4 separate regions of the Homo sapiens genome follow, and all the other regions are linked to region 3. A link is an interaction called in ENCODE POLR2A ChIA-PET data of the cell type or tissue named here. Cell type or tissue: MCF 10A. All regions are shown on one strand. Each heading gives the region's core, and the rest is flanking DNA. Links, peaks and the distances in the headings are about the cores only. Region 1 has its middle 11 kb from the start of CSNK1A1. Region 2 has its middle 10 kb from the start of MIR145. Region 3 overlaps ARHGEF37 (Rho guanine nucleotide exchange factor 37). Region 4 holds the start of ARHGEF37 (Rho guanine nucleotide exchange factor 37).

Evidence for each region. Peaks named below come from ENCODE experiments on the same cell type or tissue, not always from the same donor. Only the 100,000 strongest peaks of a DNase experiment are listed, where the experiment ranks them.
Region 1: POLR2A ChIA-PET joins it to region 3 with 24 read pairs; 5 of 35 experiments call an interaction of 5 or more read pairs at or near these places.
Region 2: POLR2A ChIA-PET joins it to region 3 with 13 read pairs; 4 of 35 experiments call an interaction of 5 or more read pairs at or near these places.
Region 4: POLR2A ChIA-PET joins it to region 3 with 45 read pairs; 4 of 35 experiments call an interaction of 5 or more read pairs at or near these places.

Annotation. Positions count from the first base shown.
Region 1 is chr5:149,558,550-149,566,012 of GRCh38, reverse strand. It overlaps a transcript of ARHGEF37 not described here. Among named protein-coding and RNA genes, the nearest start is that of CSNK1A1, 11 kb to the right of the region's middle. In MCF 10A, for the core only: CTCF peaks have their summits at 1,069 (motif pointing right) and 2,953; DNase peaks (open chromatin) are centred at 1,102, 3,102, 4,002, 4,532 and 1 weaker place.
Region 2 is chr5:149,437,030-149,444,492 of GRCh38, reverse strand. No RefSeq gene overlaps it. Among named protein-coding and RNA genes, the nearest start is that of MIR145, 10 kb to the right of the region's middle. RefSeq lists enhancers at 1,664-2,481, 2,482-3,299. In MCF 10A, for the core only: CTCF peaks have their summits at 1,789 (motif pointing left) and 4,377; DNase peaks (open chromatin) are centred at 1,782, 4,392 and 5,602.
Region 3 is chr5:149,633,256-149,640,718 of GRCh38, reverse strand. ARHGEF37 (Rho guanine nucleotide exchange factor 37) reads right to left here. Exons shown (of 13, transcript NM_001001669.3): 13 at 5,751-7,463. LOC124901104 reads left to right here. Exons shown (of 3, transcript XR_007058990.1): 3 at 2,012-3,476. Among named protein-coding and RNA genes, the nearest start is that of ARHGEF37, 55 kb to the right of the region's middle. In MCF 10A, for the core only: a CTCF peak has its summit at 3,744 (motif pointing left); a DNase peak (open chromatin) is centred at 3,728.
Region 4 is chr5:149,577,218-149,584,680 of GRCh38, reverse strand. ARHGEF37 (Rho guanine nucleotide exchange factor 37) reads right to left here and starts at 3,183. Exons shown (of 13, transcript NM_001001669.3): 1 at 3,057-3,183. RefSeq lists enhancers at 1,006-1,175, 3,393-3,522 and a silencer at 3,133-3,312. In MCF 10A, for the core only: no CTCF peak of the experiment used is centred there; DNase peaks (open chromatin) are centred at 2,470 and 3,360.

The DNA of each region.
Region 1 (7,463 bases), core at 894-5,893, 74 kb after region 3:
CCAGGCGTGGTGGCACATGCCTGTAATCCAAGCTACTTGGCAGGCTGAGACAGGTGAATTGCTTGTACCTGGGAGGCGGAGGTTGCAGTGAGCAGAGATCGCACCATTGCACTCTAGCCTGGGCAACAAGAGGGAAACTCTGTCTCACAAAAAAAAAAAAAAAAAAAAAAAAAAAAAAAAAAATTAGAGTTTCTGACATTACAAAGCTAAGACCAGATTGTGGAATCACATGTCCTCACCAAGTCATGATGACCATGAAAGGCCCTGTCTGATCAGTAGTATAGTCTAGATCTAGGCTGTAAACCTCATAAGGGCTGGGGCTATCTTTTTTGTTCTTCATTGCAGTCCTGGCACTTAGTGCAGTGACTGGTCCAAAGTGGTATTCAATAAATAAGCCCAGTGCTTACAGCCTTAGAGACATGCCTCATGGCTATCATTGCTGGTGGCCACCTAAAAGGCTAGGTATATTTCAGTGTCTCTTGGTAGCCAGTATGCTTTTGCCCATTCATAAATATATGTTGTATAGTAGATAGTAGCACTGATCTGGAAATCTGGAAAACTGGCTCTGCCATTATTTTGACTTTGTCCCCTGCTGCCTATGCCTGTCACTCATTAAGCCACAAAATATTTACTAAATACTTATTACCCAGTGTGCTAATGCTGAGGACACAATGCAGATATAACTATAACAGGACTTATTCTCTGCTGTCATGGCTCATCGGTCCACTGGGAGAAACCAGTTTATAGCAATTATAATACAGTGAGATGGCACTATACTAGAAGGAAGAACAGGGTGCTTTGGGAGTAAATAAAAGGCCCCGTTTTTCTTATCCTGCATACATGAATTGATGTGCCCTAATTTGGTCCTTTTCATTTACCTTGTTCTGAAAGCACCACAGGTTTGCTCAATCTCCTAACACTTGCCTGGCTCCTCAAATGTTATTTTGGCCTCCTTGACTGTAGCTCCTTGCTGGGTATTTAACATCTGACTGTCCAGATTCAGCTTTCTGGCTGTGCCTGATGCTAGGCCACAGAAGGCTGGCTAGAATAACAATTACTGATCATATCCTCAAGATGGCAGCATTGTATAATCATTAAGATCACGATGTGCCATGGGTTCATTAACATACCTTGCTGTGCCATACCATGGGATCTACTAAGAGGATGTCTGGGAGTTGTTTTGTTTTTTTGAGAGAGTTTCACTCTTGTTGCCCAGGCTGGAGTGCAATGGCGCGATCTCGGTTCACGGCAACCTCCGCCTCCTGGGTTCAGGCGATTCTCCTGCTTCAGCCTCTTGAGTAGCTGGGATTACAGGCATGCACCACCACGCCCAGCTAACTTTGTATTTTTAGTAGAGACGGGGTTTCTCCATGTTGGTCAGGCTGGCCTCGAACTCCTGGCCTCAGGTGATCCACCTGCCTTGGCCTCCCAAAGTGCTGGAATTACAGGCGGGAGCCACCGCGCCCGGCCGAGGATGTCTGTTTTTATATCTTCCCTTAATCTTGAAAGAGATGAGCAGTTTCCTTCCCAGGGTGTTTTGTAGTCCTGAGATGCATAAACGGGAGAAATGAAAAAGCAGGTTCTTTGGAGTAAGAAAAATTTGAGTTCAAGTACAAGATGCAACCTTGAGTCATTTAGTGCACCTGGGCAAGTTAAGTAAGATATCTGGGCTTAAGTTGCCCTATCTAAAATTTAAAACAATGAAATTATTTTCCCAATGAAATTTTTTTATGATATAAGATAACATACGTAAGACTAATATTGTATAAAGCACTGTATAAATATTAAAGCACTTTGGGAGGCTGAGGCAGATGGATTGCTTGAGGACAGGAGTTCAAGACCAGCCTGGTCAACACAGCGAAACCCTGTCCATCTCTACTAAAAATATAAAAATTAGCCAGGCGTGTTGGTGCATGTTTACAATTTCAGCAACTCAGGAGGCTGAGGCATAAGAATTGCTTGAATCCAGGAGGCGAAGGCTGCAGTGAGCCAAGATCGCGCCACTGCACTCCAGGCTGGCCGACAGAGTGACTCTGTCTCAAAAAAAAAAAAAAAAAAAAAAAAAATTTAAACTAATTATTACCTATGCGTGGGAAAATCAATCAGTGTAGATGAAAACTCAAACTCAATATCTTCACGTTGATTAGAAGAAAGGTTCTAAAACCTTTAGAATAATCTAGAAATTTTTATCTGTTTCCTATGACACATCTGAAAGTCTACAGTGATGACCTTGTCAAAAGGAATCTTCTACACGAAGATACCAGAAGTGGTCGTGTCATAGTTGTTACACTTTCTTATTTTTGGCTTTGGACAATAATTGTAAAGTTTCTATTTCAGCTGAAAGCTTGTCTCCCTCCCCCAGGAAGGTTAGAGAAAGTCACCTTTGGCTTGAATTGCCTAATAATAACAGCAGCAGAGTATATTTCTAAGAGGTTTATGGCCTAAACAAAGTGCTCTCACATATCCTATATCAACTAGGGCAGAAGCTATGGCAATCAATGATACAGTGTAGGACACAAAAAAATACAGGCTAAGAAGAATGACAGAACTTGAAATCCTAAGCCACAAATCATCAAAACATGGCTTGCATATAGGTTAGAGGGGGCTAGAAGGTAAGTAGAAAGAGTCTTAAGTCTATCATTTGCCTGGCCTACAGAACACACACAAGGAAGCAAGATTTAGGAGCTCAGATCAGGTTCGGAGTCTGACAGGAAGCAAGAAGGGTGTAGAAAGGCTGGTGGGTAGCTAAGGTTTAAATAGGTCAATTGGCTTTAGAATCTGACAGGGAAGAGGCAGAAGAAATGAACACTGATGAAGCAGGAATAAGCAGCATTGTCTAGGAAGGATGGCTGGTGGGGACAGGAAGACAGAGGTGAGTAACCGGGATCAGACAGCTGGATCAAGGAACTGGACAGCACACCAGGAACTGCTGGGTTTGAGATTCAGACACGATGAAGATGGGTGCTGACTCTCAAAACTGTGGGAATTCAGGCACAACTGGAAGTCAGACCCTGATGGAACACCAAGCGGCAGAATTGAGATTTATTGAGCTGCAGATGAACTATGTAAATGAGCCAAGGGGGGAGGGGGATGATTTAAGTCAAATGTAAGCCTACTTAGGTAATCTCTGCTACTTTACTCCCCATTCAGATCTAGAACAGGCAGAAAGCTCTGGACAGGACATGTTCCCTGTAAAAGTAAACAGACATACATCATAGAACAGTGGTGTGGAATGTAAGGAATCCTTCTCAAAAAGCTGGTGTTCTTGGCCGGGCGCGGTGGCTCACGCCTGTAATCCCAGCGCTTTGGGAGGCCGAGGCGGGCGGATCACGAGGTCAGGAGATCAAGACCATCCTGGCTAACACGGTGAAACCCTGTCTCTACTAAAAATACAAAAAGTTAGCCGGGTGTGGTAGCCGGGTGGGCCCTGTAGTCTCAGCTACTCGGGAGGTTGAGGCAGGAGGATAGCGTGAACCCGGGAGCTTGCAGTGAGCCGAGATCGCGCCACTGCACTCCAGCCTGGGCGACAGAGCGAGACTCCGTCTCAAAAATAAATAAATAAATAAATAAAAATAATAAAAATAAAAGCTGGTGTTCTTGGGTAAGCTCTGGCTTCCTCACACCTACGATGGATACAATAGCTGCAGTTACCTAGCTCTTATACTGGCCAGGAAAAACACAAGTCAGTGAATCACAAAATACTCTATGAACTATACAGTGCCATATAAATACAAACTGACTTTTTATGCTTTGTGGATTAGGGCCCTAAAACCCAAAGTTCTTTTTTTGCCCAAAGTTCTTTTTTTCCCTACTCAGCGCCCTGGCTCTGTTCACTGCAGAAAGTCTTTTTGCAGTGGTGTTGGGCTTAGCCAGGCTGAAATGGAGCAGTTAGTTCATTTTCTGTGATAAGTATCAGTGCTTCCTGGCATCAGCATGGAGAGTTAAGAGTTAACAGGATGTGTTCTTAGGACCAGCTCTCCTCAGGAATGGCAACTCAAGCATCTTCCAAATTTAGTCTCACAAAGAAGAGTTAGATTACTATAGTGAGTAATAATGAGTCACGAGGAGCACAGTTTCATGCCCTTGCTAATGAACAATGCAGAGGAAGAGAACAGGGGCTGAGAAAAGAAAGGGACATAGAAATTGCAGAAACTCCAAAATACTATAAAATTCTTCCAAATAAAAATAGCTAACACAAATATTCCAAAATGCCACATATGACAGCACATTTCCAGGAATTAATGGTTGTTGTGATTAAAATAGAAAATTTAAAATACAATTTGATTATCTAAATATTGCCGGGACAGACTGATTAGAATAAGGTAATGGGAGTGGGATAGGAAACACAGGCGAAATGCAGCATTTAGTCTTTTTTTGTGCTTCTCAAGTCCTGGCCTTATCAGTAATGTTTTCAATGAGTAGATGGAACATTGATGACTTGAATTTCCTCCCTGTCAGGACATATCTCTGGCATTGCATATATTACACTGCAGAGTGTTCATTGCAGACAAACGAGTTAAAGCCTCCGGCATTATTTCACAGTAACTCTTTGCCAAGGATTAGACTACGTTGAAGAGTAAAAGTCATTTTGTGTTTTCCCTTTATGAAAATCTATGCAAGGACTTTTCAGACTAAAAGAGATTTACAGAGGTCACTTAAGTAATGCCCCTCCCCCACCCCCAGGGAAAGCTATACTGAAAAGTAAGGTATAATTATTGCCTTTTTTTTTTTTTTTTTTTTGAGACAGAGTCTTGCTCTGTTGCCCAGGCTGTAGTGTAGTGGCGTGATCTCGGCTCACTGCAACCTCTGCCTCCCAGGTTCAAGCAATTCTCCTGCCTCAGCCTCCCGAGTAGCTGGGACTACAGGTGCTTGCCACCACGCCCAGCAAATTTTTGTATTTTTAGTAGAGAAGGGGTTTCACCATGTTGGCCAGTCTGGTCTCGAACTCCTGACCTTGTGATCCACCTGCTTTGGCCTCCCAAAGTGCTGGGATTACAGGCGTGAGCCACTGCACCTGGCCAGTATCTTCTAATTTCTAACTACCTATCTATTGGTATGTTTTGCGGTTAGAGAATCTGATTTTCCTAACATTTAAGTATTAAAGAGCACAAGTCAAGATCTGCCTGTCAGAATTTTACATTTTATCTGAATTTTAAGAAGCTGTAAAAGACAAAGAGTATGTTAGTTTCTTCTTTCTACTTCAAAATATAGGAGTCATCATCAATAAATGGCACAATTTTTTTTTTTCTTTGAAAGTACAAACAGGGTTTTACCACATTGCCCAGGCTGGTCTCAAACTCCTAAGCTCAAGTCATCTGCCCCCTCGCCCTCCAAAGTGTTGGGATTACAGGCATGAGCCACCGCACCCAACCAATAGCACAATATTTTTAAAGCAATCTTAAAATCTGACATCTTTTAAAAGATTACAACATTGAAGTCCAGGAAAATATTTAAGGTAGAGTCACAATTAAAATCAGATTTCCTGACTAAGGTCAGGATAACATTTTCTGACATAATTTAACCTGTCCTTAAATACCCAACTAAAGGGATAATTTGGTTTCTCTTCTCCCACCCCAAAATAATTTTTAAGAATAATATAGGCCAGGTGTGGTGGCTCACGCCTGTAATTCCAGCACTTTGAGAGGCAGAGGTGGGCGGATCACCTGAGGTCGGGAGTTCGAGACCAGCCTGACCATCATGGAGAACCTCGTCTCTACTAAAAATACAAAATTAGTCGGGCGTGGTGGCGCATGCTTATAATCCCAACTACTTGGGAGGCTGAGGCAGGTGAATCACTTGAACCTGGGAAGCAGAAGCTGTGGTGAGCCGAGATCATGCCATTGCACTCCAGCCTGGGCAACAAGAGTGAAAATCTGTCTCAAAACAACAAACAAAAAAACAAACAAAAAAACATGAGATTACTTTTTCTCATACTTGGCTCACTGTAGTTTTGATTCCGAAGACATCTATTCTGTTTTCCAGGAAACTCATTCTCTTTACCCCACCCCCTGCTGCTTGCTTCCACCGAATCTAAGAATCTATAGAACTCAATTGCTTCACTAATGGGCAACAAATGTGTCTTGTTAGCTATGTCATAAAACAGACATTTTTAATAGCATGAGCACATCCTTGCAAACAACAGACTTGCAAAATTCTTGAGATTTTGAAATTGGGGGGAGAGAGAGAATAGGGGAATTGCACAATTAAATGTATTGAGTTTTAGAGCAATATGCTGGTCAGAAAAGAAAACCTAACAATCTCTTTTAAGTCTGTAAAGATAAATGAAAAGATTGAATAGTCCATGAATACGGGTTTAATCACCACAAACTATATCAAAACATAATTGGAAATTGTTGTTTATGATACAAGGAATTTTAAGAAGAGTAGCATTTCTAGAAATATATCCTAAACCACTTAATTTTAGATGCCAGCAAAGATTTAGCTACAGGAATATTCATTACAGCATAGTTTGTTTATATTAGCAAAAGTTTGGAAACAACCAGAATACTCAACGAGGATTGGTTAGATGTTGTTCCATCAATATGATTCATTATTAACATATGGACATTAAAAGTGATATTTCAGAAAATTAGTTATATGGAAACAGGTCTCCGACAAATCACTACATGAAAAACACAGATCTCAAAACAAAATGTATACCATGACTAGTTTTTGCACATTTGTTCCCCGCCAAGACGGAGTCTTGTTCTGTCGCCCAGGCTGGAGTGCAGTGGTGTGATCTTGGCTCACTACAACCTCTGCCTCCTGGGTTCAAGCAATTCTCCTGCCTCAGCCACCCGAGTAGCTGGGATTACAGGCATGTGCCACCATGTCTGGCTAATTTTTGTGTTCTTGGTAGAGATAGGGTTTTACCACGTTGGCCAGGCTGGTCTCGAACTCTTGACCTCATGATCTGCCCACCTCGGCCTCCCAAAGTGCTGGGATTACAGGCGTGAGCCACTGTGCCTGGCCAGTTTTTGCAAATTTTAAGAAATGAAAAATAAAATACGTACTTATATTTTTTGGGACAAGGTCTCGCTCTGTTGCCTGGGCTAGAATGCAGTAGTGTGATATGCAGATATACTGATACACATACACATATATACATATGCATAGAAAAATGCTGGAATTTTATACAGCAAAATGTTAACATTTGGTGATTACCTCTAAGAGATTTTTGTTTTTTTCCGATTTATCTGAATTTTAGAAATTTTTCAATGTCACATTTATAAGGAAAGGAACAGTAAATATTTTATACATATAAAAATATATATACACACACACACACACACACACACACACACACACACACACACACACATATATATATGGTTTTTTAAAGATCATTGGGTTGTCTGGTTGGGCACAGTGGCTCACGCCTGTAATCCCAGCACTTTAGGAGGCCGAGGAGGGAGGATCACTTGAGCCCAGGTATTCAAGACCAGTCAGAACAATATGGTGAG
Region 2 (7,463 bases), core at 1,329-6,328, 200 kb after region 3:
CTCATGAGAACAGCACCAAGGGGGATAGTGCTAAACCTTGCATGAGAAATCTCCGTGCATGATCCAATCACCTCCCACCAGGCCCCACCTCTGACACTGGGGGTTAGATTTGGGTGGGGACACAGATCCAAACCATATCATCACTCCCTGGGTGTCTTATCTGAATAAGGCCCTCACTGAGAAACTGTGCTGGGCTGTGTTGGGACTGAGGGTCAGATGGGTAGAGCATCAAGACTAGGACTCTGGAACAATGAGACAAGGAACTCTGCTTCAGCACTGGAGGGTCCTGGGTTGCTGGGAGTTCATCTCGAGGAAAGACAGAGGTAGAGCCAAGATGTTTGCTTGGCAGCCTGACCGATGTCGGGGAACACCATTTGTGAGGCAGTCATTTGAACTGCCTTCAGCCCAGCCCCCTTTCAGGCAGCTGAAGGGAGACCAGAGACTGGTGCCCTAACCCCCCAAGCAGTGGTGGGCATGGTGGCAGGGGAGAAGCCCTCTCACAGCCCGCCTTGGGACAAGTAGAGAGGCCCACAAGGGCTGAAGTGCCGTTGACAGAGGCCAGGAAAAGGTGGCCTGGGGCAGGGGCTCTGAAATCACAGACCACTGAGTACTTCTGGGCTTAGAAGGCCCTGGGCCAGGAGAAACCGGGGTTAAGATTTTAACGTCTCTACCCTCCTCTGTTTTTCTTTTTCATTATCCTGCTTCAATTGGGCTTTGCCTTTCTAAACCATCTGAAATCCTTTTCAGAAGTGGGTGGGAGGCACATCAGATGCCTGAGAGCTGGGATTATCCCTGGAACCCCGGCAGGAGGCAGCGGAGCTGACAGTGCCCCCTCGGACTGCACCCGACCCACTCCAGGAAGGCCTCGAGTGTGAGTGCATGAGTGTGTGTGTGTGTGTGCGAGCATATGGAGGGGTGTGTGTGTGACTGTGTGAACATATGTAAGTGTGTGTACACGAACACTTGTAAGAGCTGTGTGAAAAATGAATGTGTGTTAGTGTATGAGAGTATGAGTGTGTGAGTGTTGTGTGTATACATAAGTGTGGGCGAGTGTTCGCGAGTGTGCAAGCTGTGTGGAAATGGGTGAGCTCTGGTTTGTATGAGTGTGTTGGTGTGAAAGGGTATGACTGTGAGCATGAATGTGTATATGTCTGTGTTAGCATGTGAGTGTGAGTGTATCTGAGTGTGTGAGTTTGGGGTGATTTGTGTGAAACGTGTTAGCATGAGTGTGCATGAGAGTGTGCATGTGTGAGAATGAGAACATGAGCGTGTGTCTGAATGTGAGTGCTAGTCTGTCCTCCTCATGGCACCACGGTGATCTTTAGAAAACGTACTGGTATCGTTCACTACCTAGTGGAAGGCGCTGCAGGGTGCCCACTGCTCCTAGGACCAGCCCATGCCCCTGGTGGCGGGGACTTGCCGTGGCTGATGGGGCTTCTCCTCCCCAGCCTTCCTCAGTCCTCAGTACCCTCCTTCCATTCCCCAGAGCTGGCCACAGCTGGTTGAAAGCAGCCCCAGGACAACTCTTCCTGGGGGGCAGTGCACAGGCCAGGGTGTCAGGGCCGGATGCTCTGGGACTGGAGAGTGCGGGGGTGTCGGCCGCCCAGGGGTCCAGGACAAAGAGAATGCTAATGTGCCAGAGGTACCTCTGAAACTTTGTCCTGACAACAGTGAGGCTGAAAAATCCCCAGGCCTTGGCCTTGGCCTTCCACGACTGCCAAGGTCACAGGCTCCCTTTCACTGGGATTCAGCCTGGGAGGCTGGAGACGCGCTCTCTGCTGCCCTCTTCTGGGCACCTGCCGCCTTGCGGATGCAGAGGGAAGCCAAGCCCACTGGCCCTGCAGAGCAGCTTCTAGTTTTGTGCGTGGGCACAGGGCTGCAGACGAGCCAGGCTGGGTGCTTCCCAAGGCTAAGGATAGGGGTTCACTGATGCTTGATGCTTATTGCAGGTCTGACACTTGGTAGATGCCCCCACAAAGGGAAAATGAACACACGGATTGGTTGAGGTGGTAATCAGAGGGGAAACTGAGCCCCAGAGAAGGCAACTTTGAGTTTGTTCCACAGGCGGGACTGGAACCAGGCCCTCTGGGTCCCCAGGGCTTGCCCAGCTGTGGCGTCATTGGGGCGTGAGTCCTGGCCTTTTCCTGCTTGCTATGAGCAGAATTTCCCAGGTGACTGGGCTGCCCCAGGAGAAATTGGAGGCCCTCCTGTTGGGGCAACTGGGTCAGGCTGGGCAGCGAGGGGCTGGAACCCAGCCTCCCTCAGCTGGTGCCCAGGCTCGCCCTGCCAGATTGTGCTGAGTTGGCCCACGCCTGGGCGGAAGATGACACGGACGCAGACACGCCCGGGAGCCGGAGGGTAGGGGGGTGCCCCAGATCCTCCTCTGGGCCTACCCCCTCTGCCACGCCATCATTACCCCCCAACAGAGGAGGATGTCAAGGTTCATAGAGGCTGGCGTTGCCCAAAGCCGCAGCCCCGGCATGTCCAAGCCTCTCTCCCTGCATCCCAGAACTTGCCAGTGAGTCCTGCTTCCTTCCTCCAGCTGCACAGGAGCTCCTCCGTGCCCTGCGCTGAGATGCGACCCCTTGAGTCTCATCCCGGGGCTCCCAAACAACAGCTGGCCTCATCTCTTCTGGTCACTCCATGTAGAAAAACGGAAGACACAGACACGCAGAAAGAAAACAAAATCACCTGAGACGCCCCTGCAGTGATCAGCCGCACCCCCAGATAAGCTTGTTAGCCCTGCCCTTGGTTGAGTTTAAATGGATTCTTCCCCTGCTACTGACTCCAGGACCGAATCCCCTCCCTAACGTCTCTGTGTGGCCTCCCCGAGTCCACCTTCAACCCTGTCTGAGCCAAGACGCCCCCATCCTGGCCTCACAGGCCCAGTGCCTGACCCTCTTAAGCTTCCCCTTCTCCCACCACACCGTCCTCAACGATGGCTCAGGAAGCGGGTGGGCCGCAGGGACCGAGATCCCACTTCTACATGAGACGACTTGGTCAGCGACCCCTGCTCTAAGACCTTCCGTGGCTCCCAGGCCAACAGGAGAAGGTTCAGATAGCTCAGTCTGGCATTCAAGGTCTCACCTCACATGGACCCCTCCACCCTGGTGGCCTCCAGGAATGGTCTGCCTCTTTCTGGGTTGGCCTCCCTTGATCGCTTGGGAGCTGTGTGAGAGCAGAGCTCCATCTACTTTATCACAATATCCCCAGGGCTTACCCCAGGCCTGCACATAGTAGGCACTCAGTAAATGTTCGCTGAAACCAAAGGGAGCTGCTTTGATCAGATCAATTCAGTCTTGTTAATAACAAGAAGCAGCACTTATTCAGCAGGCATTATGTCCAGGTATTGTGCTAAATGCACTCTAAGGATTCCCCACTGAGTCCTTGGAACTGCTCTATAAGGTGGTGCTACTGTAATGCACGTTTTCCAGATGAGGGAACTGAGGCCCACAGACACTAAATGATTTGATCAAAGCCATATCCAGGATTCTGATCCAGCCCATACCCACTTTTTTTTTTTTTTTTTTTGAGATGGAGTTTCACTCTTGTTGCCCAGGCTGGAGTGCAGCGGCATGGTCTCGGCTCACTGCAACCTCTGCCTGCCGGGTTCAAGCAATTCTCTTGCCTCAGCCTCCCAAGCAGCTGGGAATACAGGTGCTCGCCACTACACCTGGCTAATTTTTGTATTTTTAGTAGAGACAGGGTTTCACCGTGTTAGCTGGGCTGGTCTCAAACTCCTGACCTCAGGTGATCCTCCCACCTCGGCCTAAAGTGCTGGGATTACAGGCGTAAGCCACCTTGCCTGGCCCCTACCCACTTTCCTAGACTGTAGGGTTTGCCTGCCTGTGCCCATCTGTGTGTATGCTAGGGGTCTGCCCCCTTTTTGTCTCCCTTTTACCCACGCTTCTCTGTCAGGACCCAAAGCGCCCTTCCATTCCTCTCTCTCAGGCTCAGCCCCAGGGCCAAGGCAGTGCAGGGAAGGGCTGAGTGCCTGAGGCTGCAGGGATGGGCTCTTCAGAGAACAGGCGCACATCTGCTGTTTCATGTGGCTGAACAAGATCCAACAGGCCGATTTTAGGTAGCAAACCTCAGGTTCCTGAAATGAGCTTGAACTGATGCAGCATTCAAGAAGCCTGGCCTGGGAATTTGGGCCCAGGCACAATCGCAGACATGCTATGTGACCTCTGGCAGGGAGCTTAGCTTTGCTGAGCCTCAGTTTCCATGTCTGTAGAATGGGCATGAGAATAGCTACCTCACAGCATCATGGGGAGGATTAAACATGAGCTGGCACTGGAGGCATCCCATAAACCACAAGCCACTAATAAAGGTGAGGGGGAGATATTATTGCCCTGGGATTAGCGGTGGCCCAGTTCAACCACTAGGAGGAGAGACGGGAAGGACAGACGCAGCCGGCAGGAGCCCAGGTTTTTCCAGTTAGGGTGTGTGCATGTGGGTGGGGAGAGGTGGAAAGGAGCACAGGAAGGAAGGTGGGGCCTCTGTTGCCAGCTGCTGAGTCACCCTCCTCTTTATTCTTCCTTTTACGTTAAAAAAAAAAAAGGTCTTAATTACTTTTTCTGCTTACAAAAGTGGCACATGCTCATCGTATAAAGTTCAAACAACATCAAAATATACAGTGTGGAAGGTAGCTCGTTTCCCATGCTTATGCTCCCCAGATGGAACCACAGTTGACATTTTGGTGTATGTTCTTCCAGATTTTTCTCTGGATGAACAGATGTCTATTTACTAATTAGAGAAGCAGATTCCTTGAAGATAATTTAATTTAATTTAATTAATTAATTAATTAATTTATTTTTTGAGATGGAGTCTCACTCTGTTGCCCAGACTGGAGTGCAGTGGCACGATCTCAGCTCACTGCAACCTCCATCTCCTGGGTTCAAGTGATTCTTCTGCCTCAGCCTCCAAAGTAGCTGGGATTACAGGTGTGCGTTGCCATAGCCAGCTAATTTTTGTATTTTTAGTAGAGAAGGGGTTTTGCCCTGTTGGCCAAGCGGGTCTCGAACTCCTGACCTCAGGTGATCTGCCCACCTTGGCCTCCCAAAGTGCTAGGATTACAGACCTGAGCCACTGTGCCCAGTCCTTTGAAGATAATTTAAAGTGAGGCAGAACTGTGTAATGGGTAGCCTCTCACCACCATCTCAGAACTAACCACTGTTAACAGCTTTGTAGGTATATGCTTGAATGTTTTATATGCATTTGTATCTACAAGTGGGCGTAAAGGTGGGGGGAGGCGTTAATGATTATAGACACAAAGGCCAAGACACCAGCGTACAACTCCCAATAGGTCACTAGTTTGGGCGAGTGACCTCTCTGAGTCTCATTTTCTTCCTCGGAAGATGAGAATTCCACCTTGTTTAGAGTGTGGCTGAGAAAATGAAATGAGATAAAGTATGCTGAGCTCAGCACAATGTCTGGCTCAGCCAGGATTAGCTATTGTTATAGGCCCACACAAAGAGTCTTTTCCTCCTGCAAAAATGGGATCATACTATGCATACACTCCTGCTTGGTTTGGAGGCAGAATTACGGGGAAAGATTAGTCATAGGGATCCTGAAATTTACATTGGAGATGAGAAGTCTTGCATTTAAATTCACAGAATTGGTTGTGCAAATGTAGACTGGGAGAAACCTGGATTTCACAAGCTGAATCATGGCCAACTCTGCCAGGTGGCTGCATCCCCAGATGCTGAGCTCTCTAAGGAGGGAGATGATGGGGCTTCTGTAGCCTGGGTTGCTCAGTCATCTGAGGCTTCCATTCCCCCTCCCTTGCCATGCGGTCTTCCAACTACCTACTTGAAACATTTTGAAACTTCTAAAACTTTCCTCCCTTCCCAATCCCCACCTCCTGCAAACCCGCTTTGTCCTCCAATCTCCCCAGCCACAGCAGAGGCACCAAAATGTGCCATTTGCTTAAACCAGACAGGGGAGGGGTGAGGAATGCTACATTCTGACTTTTCCCTCCCACAGATCACTTTCTCTTGGCCTTTCCTCCCACACGTGCCCACTCCGCCTCCATCCCACCACCCTATAGTTCATTCCCCACCCCACAGCTAGAAGAAATGTTTCAGTTTACTTCGGTCTTTTTGAGTAGGTAGCATGATGGGTTGAATGGTGGCATCCCAAAAGATATGTCCAAAGCTGGATTCCTAGGATCTGTGGGACTGCGACCTTGTTTGGAAAAAAGGATCTTTGCAGATGTAATTAAGTTAAGAATCTTGAGACGAAGAGATCATCCTGGATTATTTGAGTGGGTCCTAAATTCACTGACAAGTGTCTTAATCAGAGTCACATGGGGAAGATTTGACAGAAGGGGCCAGGTGTGGTGGCTCACGCCTGTAATCCCAACATTCTGGGGTGCTTTGCTTGAGCCCAGGAGTGTGAGACCAGCCGAGGCAACATGGCAGGACTTTGTCTCTACAAAAAAATATAAAAGTTAGTTGGGCACGGTGGTGCGCCTGTAATCCCAGCTACTCAGGTGGCTGAGGCATGAGAATTGCTCGAACCCAGGAGGTGAAGGTTGGAGTGATCAGAGATTGCACCACTGCACTCCAGCCTGGGCGATAGAGCCAGAACCTGTCTCAAAAAAAAAAAAAAAAAAAAAAAAAAACAGAGAGAAGGGGAGGAGGCCCTGTAACCACACAGACAGAGATTGGAGCAATGTCCTCGATGCACCAAGAAATGTGTGGCGCCCCAGAAGATGGAAGAGACAGGGAAGAGAAGCTCCCCACAGCCTTGGGAGGAAATGTGGCCCTGCCCACGCCCGGATTTGAACTTCTGGCCTCTGGAAATGTGAGAGAATAAATCGCTATTGTCTGAAGCCACCCAGTTTGTGACAGTTTGTTATGGCAGCCACAAGACAGGAATACAGATGATATCTACATATGGTTAAGATGTCAAAATGATGCAAGAGTGGGTATTGAGAAGTTTGCTTTCATAGGTAAACACTTTTATTAGGTCCTTTTGTATTTTTCCTGGGTTTCTTTATATAGATATAAAAAAGTATACAAGAGGAATACATTTGCTTTCCCTCCCTGCCCCGTTTAGGAGTGATCTTTTAATTTTACTTTTTTTTTTTTTTTTGAGACAGAGTCTTGTTCTGTTGCCCAGGCTGGAGTGCAGTGGAACAATCTTGGCTCACTGCAACCTCCCGAGTAGCTGAGATTACAGGCATGTGCCACCCTGCCTGGCTAATTTTTGTATTTTTAGTAGAGACGGGGTTTTGCCATGTTGGTCTTAAACTCCTGATATCAAGTGATCCACCTGCCTCAGCCTCCCAAAGTGTTGGGATTACGGGTGTGAGCCACCGTGCCTGGCCAGGAGTGATCTTTTAAAATGTGTATCTGACGCTGTCAGTCACGCACTTAGATGAGATCCAAACTCCTCAAGTGGGCTACGCGGCTCCACCCAACCTGGCCTCTGTGCCCCTCTGACCCCATCCCATGGTC
Region 3 (7,463 bases), core at 1,446-6,445:
CTCCTTCCCCAGAGCTTAGTGCTTGAACCCCAACCAAAGATTGAAACCCTGCTGCCCACAGTCTGACCTGGCTCTGACCTCTGACCTGCCTGGACACTAGGAGATGCCCATTCCCGTGTCCCACGGCAGCTCCAACTGCCTGATGGACACCTGCTGCCTCCCCCACATCCCTGGGGAGTGTGCCCCAGAATCACCATGCCCTCCCAACTCCCGTGATCCTTCACCTGACTCGGCCCTCTTCTAGCTGGATCTGTGTCCCCAATTCCAGCCCTGCCCCAGGGGAGAGGCCTGGGGCTCCATCCAGACCACTAGTCTCATGACAGCCCAACAGCGTGAGGCCCATGGCAGCTGGCTGCTGTTGAGACTTGTGTTTGGTCTTTTAGCTTGCAGCTCTTGAGAGCTTCCTATGTGCCAGGCATTGAATTAGTCCTGTAAAGTGGATTCCCTCGTTTAACCTCAAACAGCCTTGTGAGTAGTGAATAGATGCTGCAGTTATTGCTATTAACGTGCTGCTCTATTCCCACACCAGAGGCTCTACTGATGTGCCCAGGAGCCCTGAGACCCCAAGACCAGCAGCTTCTGCCCTGGCCAGAAGCCCCATCCCACTTCCCATTTCCCAAACCTGGGGCTCACTGCCCCTTCTGAGTAGGGGCCAGACACATGCTGCTGAGGCATCATGGCTAGAAAATTGTGTTTCCTCCTCCCCTCCCCCAGGGCTGTAGGGCCTGGCCCTTCCCCAAACCCTGGCTCTGCACTGACACAGTGCCCTTGGATTTCCTCTGTGTTTGTCTGCTCTGGGCCTGGCAGTAATGGTCTCAGCCAGCCAAGACTGGGGCAGCTCAGCAGACTACCACAGCCACTGATACTGGAGCATGACCAGCTCAGTTCTTCTGGGACTGAAGACATTCCAAGAGCTCCATGTAGGAATGGCTGACAGCCCCCTGAACCAGGGAAGGTGCAGACAGACCTAGAGATGATTTCCATTGTTCCCCAAGGGCTGGGCTGCCTGAGGGACCAGGTACCAGGGAGGTGCCAGGGATCCCATAGCACCAAGACCCAGCCCCTCCCTGCAGCCCTGGCTTCTGAGTGGTATTTTGCTGTCCAGTCAGAAAGCAGAAACTACTCTATGCATTAGAACAGAAGGAATTTGGGCTGAGCGCGGTGGCTCACACCTGTAATCTTTGCACTTTGGGAGGCCTAGGTGGTCAGGAATTCCTGAGGTCAGGAATTCGAGACCAACCCGGCCAACATGGTGAAACCCTGTCTCTACTAAAAATACAAAAATTAGCCAGGAATGGCGGCGGGCACCTGTAATCCCAGCTACTCAGGAGCCCGAGGCAGGAGAATTGCTTGAACCTGAAGGAGCTGAAGGTTGCAGTAAGCAGAGATCATGCCACTGCACTCCAGCCTGGGTGACAGAGCGAGACTCCATCTAAAAATTTTTAAAAAGAACAGAAGGAATTCATTCTGGGGAGTAGGTTACACAGGTGAAAGATCTGAGAAGCACCCCAGAGATGAACAATAGCAAAAAGACATTACAACCCCTCCACTGGAGGGATGCGGGGAAGATCCTAGTGTCTAGGATCTGGTGTCACCAGACAGAAACTGGAAGCACAGCCAGGCCTGTTTGATGGGACGTGGGACCACAAGGGAGGGGCTGTCCAGTGGGAGCTGGGACCACAGAGGAGACCGGCCACTGTCAGAGATGCTACCTGAAGCAGAGAGGGGGGAAACTGAGGCATTTCTCCCACCTGCCAGTGCCTCCCATTGGCCAAACCTACCAGGCAACCAGAGGGGAGGGGAGCCGGGGAGATGGAGTTCCCTGCAGCACAGAGCAGAGCAAGGCAGGGAACAAACATGATGGCAAGGAAGCAAACAGCCCACCTCTGGAGATAGGAGCTGCTCAAGATGGGAGGGCGCCAGTCCTGGGTTTCCCCCGGGCCAGCCTGCCTGAGGGTCAGGGCTGTCCCAAACCGGCAGCCGCTGCTTACAACTCAGTTTCCACTCACAGGCCCTGAGGATATCCAGACCCTAGAGGACCAATGACAGGCAGACAGGCCCAAGATGGGAAACCCAGAAGCACTCTGAGATGTCCTAGACGCTGAGATGTCCTGCCTGAGACCTCCAGGATTAACTGAAGGCCAGCAGCTAGTGCTCCTGAGCCCAGTCATAAGTGACAGTCTATGAGGGCAAACTGATCCCCACTTCTTTTCACTCCTTAAGCTTCTACTGAAGCCTCCAGCAGACTCTTGGGCCCCAAAGCTGCTGCGTCCCCTAGAAACACCTAAAAGGATGCTCCTGGCTGCAAAGCGCCCTGAGCCTATAACCACAGGAACTGCTCCATCAGTATCCAGTGTGCCTGCTTATTGCCTGGTTACCTGCCCGGCTTGTCCTTGTGCAGATGCAGTGGATGCCAGAACACCCTACAGCTGGAGAGAGGCGGGGAAACCCTCAGGTGCTTGTGCCTACGAGCACTGCCCCAGCCTGGCAGCACCAGGGATGGGAGAGGAAGGAAAGCCCCAGGAATGCCTGTGGGGTGTGACAGCAGCCCCTGAGTGAAGAGCTGTGCCCAACCCCAGCTAAGCCCTCAGGACCCAGGACAAGGGGCCTTCTTCTACATAGGAGAGTGGCCTCATCAGCATCCCACATAGAGGGAGGCAGACAGGCCCTGCAAACCTTCCTCTAAACTTCACGCATCTCCTCGGAAGTCCCTATAATAATGACAAGTAGGTTTATTGAGCACTAATGGGCTGGGTGCTTGGCTAAGTGGTTTATGTCAGCATCTCATTTAATTCTCCGAAGAACCTTGTATGCTAGTATTATGGGGAGCCTGTCTAGTGGGTCAGAAAATATGACCGACAATAAAAATTTGAAGACAATAACAACAATAATAACATTAACAAAGGAAACAATGCTTCCCAGAGATCTAAGGAAGGGAAATTAATGTCTGATGAAGGGATGATTAAAGTGACGATGGAGAAAGGGATTTCACAGGAAATACGAAGATACGAAAGTAATTCTTCAGAGAAGATCTCCACCAAGAACACTCAACCCACATTCAGGCAGAATATGCAAGGAGGCAAACTGTTGTGGACTACGCGATCTCCACATGGAAGATGTCACATCAAAAAATAAAAATAGGCCGGGCGCGGTGGCTCACGCCTGTATTTCCAGCACTTTATGAAGCCGAGGCGAGTGGATCACCTGAGGTCAGGAGTTTGAGACCAGCCTGGCTAACATGGTGAAACCCCATCTCTGTTAAAAACACAAAATTAGCCAGGTGTGGTGGCACATGTCTGCAATCCCAGCTACTCGGGAGGCTGAGACAGGAGAATTGCTTGAACCCAGGAGGCAGAGGCTGCAGTAAGCCGAGATCGTGCCACTGCACTCCAGCCTGGGTAAGACAGAGCGAGACTCTGTCAATAATAATAATAATAATAATAATAATAATAATAAATAAACAAACAAAAACTCTGGTTCCTGGCGGCTTCTCTTGAAATATCAGAATGGTACCACGGCACCCTCCTTCTGATGTGGGAACAGTTGGTTGGAGCCAAGAAGCTACAGCTTTTTAGACTGAGTGTGCATGCTCTGGTCAACACAGTCCCCACCACCCCCTAATGCCTTTCACTTGGCCCTTCCTCTCATCTCCACTAACTGCCTGGCACCATGGGCGTTTCGCATTGATCCCAAAGGCGCTTCCCAGCCGTCCCTTAGCTGATCCCCTGCTGCCACCTGGTGGTCACAGTTCTTCTGTGCCATCAATGCATATCAGTGATATTCCTGGTACATCTACCACCAGGCACACTGATTGTCCCTTATTTAATCCTTTTACCAACCCTGGGAGAACAGGAATTATTGTATCCATTTTACAGATGAGAAAACAGAAAAGGTAAGTTGGGTAATTATAGATAAGAAAAAAAAATGAGCAAGGTTAAGTGAATAAATCATTCAGGATCCCAGATTCCATGATGTTGCCAGAGTGGAATCCAGCTCTTTCCTTTGCCCCAGCCCAGGGTATTTTAGGCTCTGTCCTGCCACACCCTTGAGATGGCCAGAACTCTGCAGTGAGTACTTTTGAGTCTGAGTGGGAGGACAGAGCAGCCTGGGGGCCATCAGCAGATGTCTTCATACATAGAAACCACGGTCCATCCATAGTCAAGACATTTGCTGCTTGCCTATGGCCAAGTAGGTCTTGGACTCAGATTTTTTTTCTTTTTCTTTTTTAAAAAAATAAAAATAAATAAATAAATAAATAAATAAAAACAGGGTCTCCGTCTGTCACCCAGACTGGAGTGTAGCGGCGCAATCACAGCTCACTGCAGCCTCGACCTCCTGGGCTCAAGAAATCCTCCTGGGTAGCTGGGACTACAGGCATGAGGTACTGGGGCCTGGTGTGGACTTAGATTTTCTGAGGCCAAGTGCTGGGCCTTTTCATGCCACCACACTGCCTCCCAGGCCTGAGAAGGCCTCCATCCTGTAGATGACAGAGTAATCCCATAGGATTGCTTTATTTTTATTTTTTTGAGGCAAGAGTCTTGCTTCGTCACCCAGGCTGGTGTTCAATGGCATGGTGATCTCGGCTCACTACAACCTCTGCCTCCCAGTTTCAAGCAATTCTCCTACCTGAGCCTCCCGAGTAGCTGGGATTACAGGCGCACGCCACCATGCCCAGCTAATTTTTTGTATTTTTAGCAGAGACAGGATTTCACCATGTTGGCCAGGATGGTCTTGAACTCCTGACCTCAAGTGATCCATCTGCCTTGCCCTCCAAAGTGCTGGGATTACAGGTGTGAGCCACCACACCCAGCCGGATTACTCTCTCCAATCTTATGTATCCCACAAGGCCCAGCACCTGCACCACCTTCCTCAGGAAACTGCCCCTGGCCACCTCAGCCTTCCCAAATCTCTCCCTTGTCTGAGCACCTATATGCCTGGTCCATAGCACCCCTCTGGGGCTGAGGGCATCTTTTCCTGTAGGGCCAGATAACTGCTTGATGTCTGACTCTCCAGTCGGCCAGGAGAGTCCTTGAAGGCAAGGCTTTGGTGTTCCTATCCTCTCTGGGATGCTTACTAAGCAATATGTATTGAACATCTAGTACTTGAGGCACATGACAAAGGCTTAGGGAGATTCTGGGATGAATCAGAAGTTCTCAGCCTCAAGGAGCATGCAGTTGCCTGTGGGCGCAACAGGCACACAGTCAGAGCCTAGTGATCTTCCCAAAGTACAACCCTGAGCACATCACTCCTCTGTTTCAAACCCTTTCATGCCTCCCCCACTGCCCTCAGAATAAAATCCAAGGCTCCTTTCCATGTTTGCTGCACTTCTGGGCCTCCAAATGTTCTCTCTCTGCCATCTTCACCTAACCACCCACTGGGCCTCAGCTTGGATATCACCTCTTCCAGGAAGCCTTCCTTGGCCGCCAAGTCTGAGACAGAGGTAGGCCTCTTCCCTGGCTTGCGTGGCACCTGCCATTACTTCATCCTGACACTTACACGGCACGTAATTGATGGGTGCCTCATCTGCCTGCCTTAGAGACTGGGATCTGGAAGACCGGGCCTCATCTGTCTGATTTCTTTCTGTATCCCCCAGCAGCTCAGGCCAGCTCCCTGAGGCGTGAAGGGTGTCCATTAAATGGACACCTGAGCAAACAAGATATTATTTTTATATACAGCAAGTGTCTAGCAAACAAATGGCACAGCGGGGCATCTGGCTACCCAATGTTTAGAGTCACACAAATTCCAGAGACTTTCCATCTTTGAAGTCCTTTATTCCCAGCAGTTCACATCAGTTACTCATTGAGCTGGGGTTCGTCATATTAACCAAGAATTCATTCATCTTTCTTTTGATATTGTAATCTTGTCCTCATCTCCACAACTGAGTTGGGGCCTGAGGGGTTTAAGAGTTCTCACTCCATCACAGGAGGCAAGGGGTACCCTTGTGAACCAGACTTCAACTCCTGGAAGTCTTGTTCAGTTCATAGGCAAATATCTTTGCAAGTTTAGTATGAGACAGCCCAACGGTTAAATAAATAAGACACAGTGCCATGGTTCTAGGCATTTGGAGAGGGAAAAGGCACATTACACAGATTCCCCTGGAGAAAATACAGGCCATTCTCATCTTCTCAACATGCATTTTCCCACTCTTCAGTGACTTTTAATCTTATCCCCTGGTCTATGAGAAACCATAACCCACGTGCTACTGAATACATTTTTATTTTCCCTTCATGACATAGACTTGGTTCCAAGTATATTTTATTTTCCTCCCTTATGCCTACAAGACATCCAATTTTGTTCAGGTCCCTTTTAATGGCACTTAATAAATATACATTCTGAGACCTGGCAGAACAGGCTGTCCCCTTTCACACTGCCTTTAAAGCGCCTGTTTGAACTAGCTAGTGCAGAGCTCAGGTGGGGCACGTCCTAGCTTACAGCTCATGGCCATCTCTGGCACCAGGTCTATCTGTCCAATACTTTGTGTCTAGGGTAGAGGTCCCTAACCCTGGCTGCACATTGGAAGCACCTGGGAAGCTTTCTGAATTCCTGAGGCCCGAGCCACACCCTAAACCAATTTCATCAGAATCTCTGGGTGGGACGGAGCCTGGATTCTGCCAGTTGAAACCTGCCATGGTAACTTCAGTGAGCAGCTACACTGAGAACTCCTGAGCTACAATTCTAGCACACAGTAGGCCTTCGGTAGGTATCTGTGGAACCCACGAGTGGGTTTCCTATTTCATTATCTGTTCCCCTATGCTCTCTATTTTTATCAGAAATCTGAGCAGGAAAGAGCAGAGAGAATGAGTCAAGAGCATCCTCTCAAGTGAATTCGCTGCTGAGAAAGGAACCGTAGGGCTTGCATTTCTCTTGTGTCATGCAGTCTTCATGCTTTAACAGGCCCAGAGGAGGCAAGTTATAGACTGACACAGACATGTATATATTTCTTAAAAGCCCTTCAAAAACCAGAGCTCACTGCTTAGGCACTATGGTTATAACACAGACATGTTCTTGGAAGCATATCTAAACTACCTCCTGTTTGACACACATTCTAACTTGGGTTGGTTACAAACTTTGTCAGTTGTTAAGATCACACTTGGTCACATTTTCCCATTTCTGTGAATCTTGCAACTTATCTTTGCCCAGAGCAACAGCCTAGACATGACCACCCCAAGCAGGGACTGCACTGCACCCAACATTGCCCCAGCAGGTCAGTCCTCCTTGAACAGGAACTGTTTTTGAGGGGCTCCAATTTCCAGGTTCTAGAATGGGGTGGCTCACTTACCAAGTTAAAGAGGCTGGCTACATAGAATGCAGTATTGAGAAGCCCCCCAAGGTAGATCCTGGGTTACAGGAAAGAAAGCTATACTGATGAACAAGGTTTGCTGCCACAGGCATGGGCGTGGGGGAGGGCAGCATGCCGGGGGCCACCCCGAGATCACTGCTGTCATTTACATTTGTATCACACT
Region 4 (7,463 bases), core at 1,359-6,358, 56 kb after region 3:
CAGAGATCATGCCATTGCACTCCAGCCTGGGCGACAGAGCGAGACTCCATCTCAAGAGAAAAAAAAAAGAAAAAGAAAAGAAACATATAAAGAACAGTTTATAGTCAAAATTAGAAAAAACATCCCAATATTTTAGAAACTACTGTGAAACAAAATAGAGCCACAGAGCCAAAAAGGGAAGGAATTTTCCAAGTCACTGTGCTTACAGAAAAGGACTTCTCTGTGTTGATAAATAAATGATTGGAAGTGAGGCGGAAAGACAGCAACAGACATCCCCTCTCCCATACGCAGACAGACATACACATTCTCTCTCTCTTTCCTGGAGGAAAAACTCCCCTTTATAAATACATGGAAAGGACAGGTGGTATGTGTCTTAACCCAAATCAAACAGCAGCTGTTTGTCCTTAGCCATATTTCCCCAGTTCTATTTGGAAGGCCTAAAAAGGTCTTCCAAAAGAGGAAGGAGACAACACAGTTTTTTTTTAAAGCAGTTATTTTTATAGATAAGTGAGTCTGCCCAGGCTCTGTCATCACAAGTTTGGATCCATAGATTTAAAGTTCTTGAGCCTTCCAGTATTAGGGAATTAAGAAAATAATAACAATTATTAGAATTATAAAATTCTCTGGGCACAGTGGCTCATGCCTGTAATCCCAGCACTTTGGGAGGCTGAGGTGGGAGGATCACTGGCATCCAGGAGTTCATGACCAGCGTGGGCAATATAGCAAGACCCCGTGTCTACAAAAAGTAAAAAATTAGCCAGGTGTGGTGGCATATGCCTGTAGTCCCAGCTACTCAGAAGGCTGAGGCAGGAGGATTGCTTGAACCTGGGCGGTTGAGGCTGCAGTGAGTTGTGACTGCATCACTGCACTCAGCCTGGGTGACAGAGGAGACCCTGTCTCTAAATAAACAAACAAATAAACAAATTCTTCAGCCTATTAATAAACAAGCAATAGGCTTTGGACAGTCAAGCTCTACAAATGCCATTTTGCTTCTGTTACAGCACATGAAAACACATTCCCTACCTCATTAGTTAAATAAAAAGCCATTTATTTGATCTAGGGCAGAATCAGCCAAGGCACTGTTTACCACAGTAATCTGCTGATCCAAGAGGGATGTGAGCCAACTGCCAGCAACTCCTATTCCCTGGCAGAAATTCAGCTGAGGCTCTATTGCTGAATAAGGGTGGGTGCTGCTCAGGTCCCAGTTTATGTCCTCTTTCCTCTCATTTAAAAACAAACTCTATAGGCCAGGCACAGTGGCTCACGCCTGTAATCCCAGCACTTTGGGAGGCCGAGGTAGGCAATTGCCTGAGCTCAGGAGTTTGCAATCAGCCTGGGCAACACGGTGAAACCCCATCTCTACTAAAATACAAAAAATTAACCGGGCATAGTGGCGTGTGCCTGTAGTCCCAGCTACTTGGGAGGCTGAGGCAGGAGAATTGCTTGAACCCGGGAGGCGGAGGTTGCAGTGAACCAAGATTGTGCCATTGCACTCCAGCCTGGGAGACAGCGAGACTTCGTCTAAAACAAACAAACAAAGAAAAAACAACAACAAAAAAACGGGGTGTTGACCCCATTTGAAAGAGGCAAGTGAAGCCCAGTAAACACTCCTTGTTACAGTATCTGGTAGTTTCTACTTTCAGCTTTTGACTTGGAGTCAAATATTGAGGGTAGTACCTTGCTGCACCCTTATTTAGGATACCATCACGAAGGTATGTGGTGTGGTCTGTAAGTCATAATAGGGCTGACTTTATTTTTTCATGTTTATAATTTTTTAAATTGTATTTTATTTCAGATACAGCCCAATTTCTTCCAGGTCATCACCCTTTCCTAATTCCCACAGCTTTGATGATTTTGTGTGTCATCACTTTTTTTTTTAATTAATTAAATTAAATTTTAAACTGTGTACATAATAGATGTACATAGTTTCAGGGTACCTGTGATACTTTAATATATTTATAAAGATCAAATCAGTGTACTTGGGATATCCATCACTTTAAATATTTGTCTTTATGCTAGAACCATTCAAATTATTCTCTTCTAGCTATTTTGAAATATACAATAGATTATTGTAAACTATAGTCACCCTATAATCGTCAGCACTTTTATTGAGCATATATTATGTCAAGCACTAGCCTTTATGTTCATTCTTAAGTCTGACAATAACCTGGAGGATGAAGCAGACACTCTCATCCCCCGTCTACACATAAAACTAGGCCTTGAAAAGGTTAAACTATGCTTCCTGGATCACACAGCTGGCTGTCTGGACGCACAGCAGGTACTCCTCCACCAGCTGCCTCCCTTCAAAGGAGCAAAGAAAGTGCTCTGAAACCACCCTGCCTGAGTAGCAGCCTGCAGGCATTCCTTACAGCAGGAATTCATGTCAAATCTCAAACTGTGCACAAGGCTTTGTGTGAACCCTTCTGCTGGGAGTGGACACAGATCTCTAAGGGGTCAGGGACCCCCAGAAGGTTAAGAACCAGTGCCTGGGCAGGCTGTCTGCTTCCCCACTGTAAGTTTCTGGCGTTCAGAAGCCGGACGTTCTGACTTCTAGTCCCAGCTTTGGCACGACTTTTCTGAGGGACCTTAGCCAAGTCACCTCACCTATGGATCACGGATTTCTGTTCTCTTTTTTCCTGGCCTTGACTGTCTATTCATAATTATATTTTGCTTGGCAAGGATTCTTTACCATTGTTTGTATTTTTCCGTTGTTATAATGTATGCATTCTTTCTAAAAGCTGTCTGAAATCCTGCACGGAAGAAGGCAGAGAGAAACAGGAACAAAGAATAATAATGTTTTTCCAGGCCGGCTAACCTCCCTGGGCCTCAGTTTCCCACCTGTAAAACGACTAGGGTAGGCCATATGGACCAGGTGGCTTACATTCTCATAAGGCTCAAGACACAAAGCTAGCTACCAAGCAAGTTGGGACCCGGGAGGTCGTCGCATCCTGCCTTTCTGTCCCACCTCCCTTTTCTGATCCTCCCAGCAGCTGTTTCCTGCACCCCTCTCCAGCCCCATCCTGCTTGACCAGGCCCCAAACGCCCAGCGGACTCACCCGCGCGCGCAAGGTGCCTGCCGGCGCTCACGCACGGAGGTCGGCCGCCCGGGCAACAGCGCAGCCGGGGCAGGAGGGGCGCGTCGCCCAGCTCCCGGCACCCGCGCCGCTCCGGGTGGCTGTGCCCACCGAGGGCGCTGGCGGGCGCGGCTATGCCCACGCAGCTGCCTGCGTGCGTGCGCCGCGAGGGGGTGGCTGGTCTCCAGCCTTTGTTAATTGTCTTTCTGGAGCCAGGTTGTTTTCTGTTCGCTGCTCCCGGAGTCAGCCCCGGCCGGCTCGGAACCGTGCCCTGGCTGGCAGCCAACCCGAAGGATTGCAGGCGGAGTTTAGCGACGTGCCGGCACCCACCCTCCCGCGGCCTCTCATTAAGCCACCTTCTCCGCGGGCTCGTCATCCAGAAAACAGGAGCCGGCATTTAGGCCACCCGGTGGGAATGCTGACCCCGGTATTACTGGATACCTTTGCTCCTGCCCGAATCACCAAACTGTAGGGCTGGGCCTCAATTTAATTCTTAGTGTTGGCTGCCGAGGAGCCCTTGGTTCTTGCCCCAGCTCTCCTGGGAGCCCTGCACAACCTTAGCCAAGTCGGCCAGTCGCTTCCATGACATGACGGTGTTGGTCCATTCTTTCACTCTACTGGGAGCAAGACACTGTTCTGGGCACAGAGAACACAACAGTTAACACGATAGACAAGGTCCTGGCCTTATTGGGCTCCTGTGCAAGACACTAAACCCACCATTGAAAGTGATAGTTGCTATGAAACGCATGTAAAGTTTCATATCGGGGCAACCAAACCTTGTTTGTAGCGTCAGGAATGGACTAGATTAGCTTTTCTCATTCTGCCACTTCTTTTATTCTTATTTTCATTTTTAGGGCTTAATTTAGGGCTTATTATTTATTATTACTGCTGGTAGTAGTCATATTGCTTACTAAGGGCCAGGCGCTATACTAAATGTTTTACTTGTACTGTCTCAATTATCTCATTCACAATTTCTCTAAGAGATAGGTATCATTATTATTATCCTCATTTTCAAGAGAGAGAAACTTAAGCTACAGAGGTGAAAATAACTTGCCCATGACACACAACTACTAAGTGACAGTGCCAGTATTCGAATTCAGACTATCTGAGGGTTCAGGCTGCTTAACCACCACTCTACACTCAGAAAAACATGAAAACCAGAAAAGTGTCTCCTCTTGAATGTGACAGATGAGGGCAACTGAAGGGGAGAGGGGTGGTATAGCTTGCAGAAGAGAAAAACCAAGGGTGCCGGGCGCGGTGGCTCACGGCTGTAATCCCAGGACTTTGGGAAGCTGAGGGGGGGGCAGATCACGAGGTCAAGAGATCGAGACCATCCTGGCCAACATAGTGAAATCCCATCTCTACCAAAAATAGAAAAATTAGCTGGGCGTGGTGGTGCACACCTGTAATCCCAGCTGCTTGGGAGGCTGAGGCAGGAGAATCACTTGAATCCTGGAGGCGGAGGTTGCAGTGAGCTGAGATCACGCCACTGAACTCCAGCCTGGTGACAGAGCGAGACTCCGTCTCGAAAAAGAAAAGAAAGAAAAAAGAAAAGCAAGGGAAGCTGAGGACTTTTCAAAAAAGTAGCCCTATGGATTAGACCTAACCTGTATGATCTTAGAGGCCACCAGGATGCAGAAAGCTGTAAGGAGATGCATTGCAATTTAAAATGTAAGGAAGAACTTTTCTAACAATTTGAGTATTTCAAAAATAACATCAGTTGGCGGGGCACGGTGGTTCACGCCTGTAATCCCTTTGGCACTTTGGGAGGCCAAGGAGGGTAGATCACTTGAGGTCAGGAGTTCGAGGCCAGCCTGGCCAACATGTTGAAACCCCGTCTCTACTAAAAATACAAAAATTAGCTGGGCATGGTGGTGGGCACCTGTAATCCCAGCTACTCAGGAGACTGAGACAGAAGAATTGCTTGAGCACTGGAGGCAGAGGTTGCAGTGAGCCAAGATTACACCACTGCACTCCAGCCTGGGCGACAGAGTGAGACTCTGTCCCAAAAATAATAATAATAATAATAATAACATCAGTTGCCTGGAGAGCATATCCTGTCACTAAAAGTAAACATTCAAGCAGAGAAGCTTATTAGGGATGCTTCAAAGAAAAGTCTGGTACAAGTTAAAAACTGATTGAGGTGATCTCTAAGGTTCTCTTCAATTTTGATATTTTGTCTATTCTAACCTACTGATAAAGAAACTAAGTGAGTCTTAGAGTGGCTAAGTGGCTTGTCCAAAGTCAGCCGGGAAGTGAAGAGCTGACCCCAAAGCTGAGACTGATTCCTAGATCAGACTTCCTGATTGTTTCCAGGTGAGGGTCTTGTGAGTGCTCAACGCCTCAGTTCACACTCCTGTAAAGTGTGTATGTGCCTGACCAGTTTTTCCTGAATGTGTGAAATCATCTGCTTTACATGTTTTACTTTGCGCTTTTTTTCAGAAGTACGTGATGGAATACTTTGCACTTGTAATGTGTGCCCATCTTCCTTGCTTGAGTATTCTGTGGTTTTAGACGTAAGTGTCAACACTCCCCGGGGCAGCTGCTGTATTATAGGATCCCAAGTATTTACTTGGCAATTTAAGGAGACCAAAATAAGCTGGATAATATTTTTCATTTGAAACTGATGTTTCTCTGATTCTATTTTAGGACTCAGTTATTTTGAGTGGCATTTCTAATGCACTGCCACTAATTCCACCATCTTTCACCCTAGTCACACAGATTTTGAAGAGCGGCAATCTACTTGTTGACTTTAGAAGGGGCATTATTTTCTCAGTCTTCTGGAGAGATGTTTGCTTTTGACTGGAAACCTCTAACAAAGGAATCCATTTGATTTCTAGAACATTTACAAAGAAATGGACATCACCTTGCCCTCGGTGACACTAATCCAAAGAAAAAAGGGTTCGCTTTCACTTCTACCTTTGACAGAGTGATCCATTTTTAAATTTTATGTATTTTGAAAAGAAAATACATGTGCCAGTTCAAAATTCAAAAGTATACTGTCAGGGTTAGCTTATTGATCTTTAGATTCCTCTTATTGCCTGCCATAATGCCTTGTGCATAGTAGGTGCTGAATAAGTGTTTGTTGAATGGGTGGATAAGTGAGTGTGAAGACATTGTAGGAGGCAAAGAGGTGGATTAGGGTGGGGCAGCAGACATTTGAGAGTCAAGAGACAACAGCCCCTTTCCTTGGTATTTCTTCTTTTGCCTGAGGTGTATGGGCCTTAAAGGGAGCCCTGACAGAACTCCTAGACCAGTTGCAAATTTGACCATGACTTTATTAAGGGATTTTTACTAAAGTAAGCAGCACTGGAGTCTTTTGGGTTGCACATTACCTAAAGACTAGTTACTAGCCAGAGTCCATGGTTGCAAGCGACAAAAGCTGATTCTGGTTAACCAAAGCAGAAAAGGAATTTCTTGGAAGAGTATTTGGGAGCTCAAAGAATCAGTAGAAAGGCTAGAGAACTGGATTAGTAATATAGACAGGCGCTGTGGGAGGCCAGGTGGCCAGATCCACAGAGGAGACCATGCCAGAGGAAAGATGTTTCTGCTGGACACTGGCAATGCCACTGGCCCTGCCATTCAGGCTCTGGTCCTGGGGACTGGATGCCATAGATCACCTAGCTGCCATTACTGTTACCGGCTACTGAATGTCACCACCACTGAAATTCACTAAAATTTACTGAATAAACTTTACACATTGCCTGCTTCTCTTCATTCTTCTTTCCAGAATCATAATCAGAGAAAACTGATACCAAGGCCTTTTGGCTTCCATGAATGAGATCCAGGGCCCTGCTTTACACAATGTCCTGTTTCCCAAATGTATAATGGTAACATGAAGGCTGGGCAGCCAGGAAAATGACAAATGTCCACATGGAAGTCATCTTCTAATAATTGGTAGGCCCCAAACTAAAAGAATTGAAGAACATAATCTGCATAATGTACTTAATACAGCAACTGAGCTGAATGCTCCAAACCTGGAGAAGTGGGTGTTATGTTTGTTTCTCAACCTTTTATAAGTTTAGCTAATCAGAGAACTTCTTTATAGCACTAATACTTTCTTCCCATACCATTTTTTTTAATCATTAGAATCACTTGCTGTTCCAGAGGTAAGCAAAAGAAGGTTGAGAAGAAAGAGGTAAGTTGTGCCAAATGTGTACTTAGCACCACAATACGCGCAATGCTATGAGTCAAGTAAATACATTTTTCTGATAAATTTTTTAAAAGCTGTCTACCTCTTTTAGAGTCTCAGTCTTGGGATCATATCTAATTTTTTATTCTACTTTGTGAAATCTACCACTCTTTCCATAGTAATAATGAAAACAGGTGCTACTTATTGAGTGCCTAATACATGTCAGTAATGTTTCATAGATTGTTTCTAATCCTGAC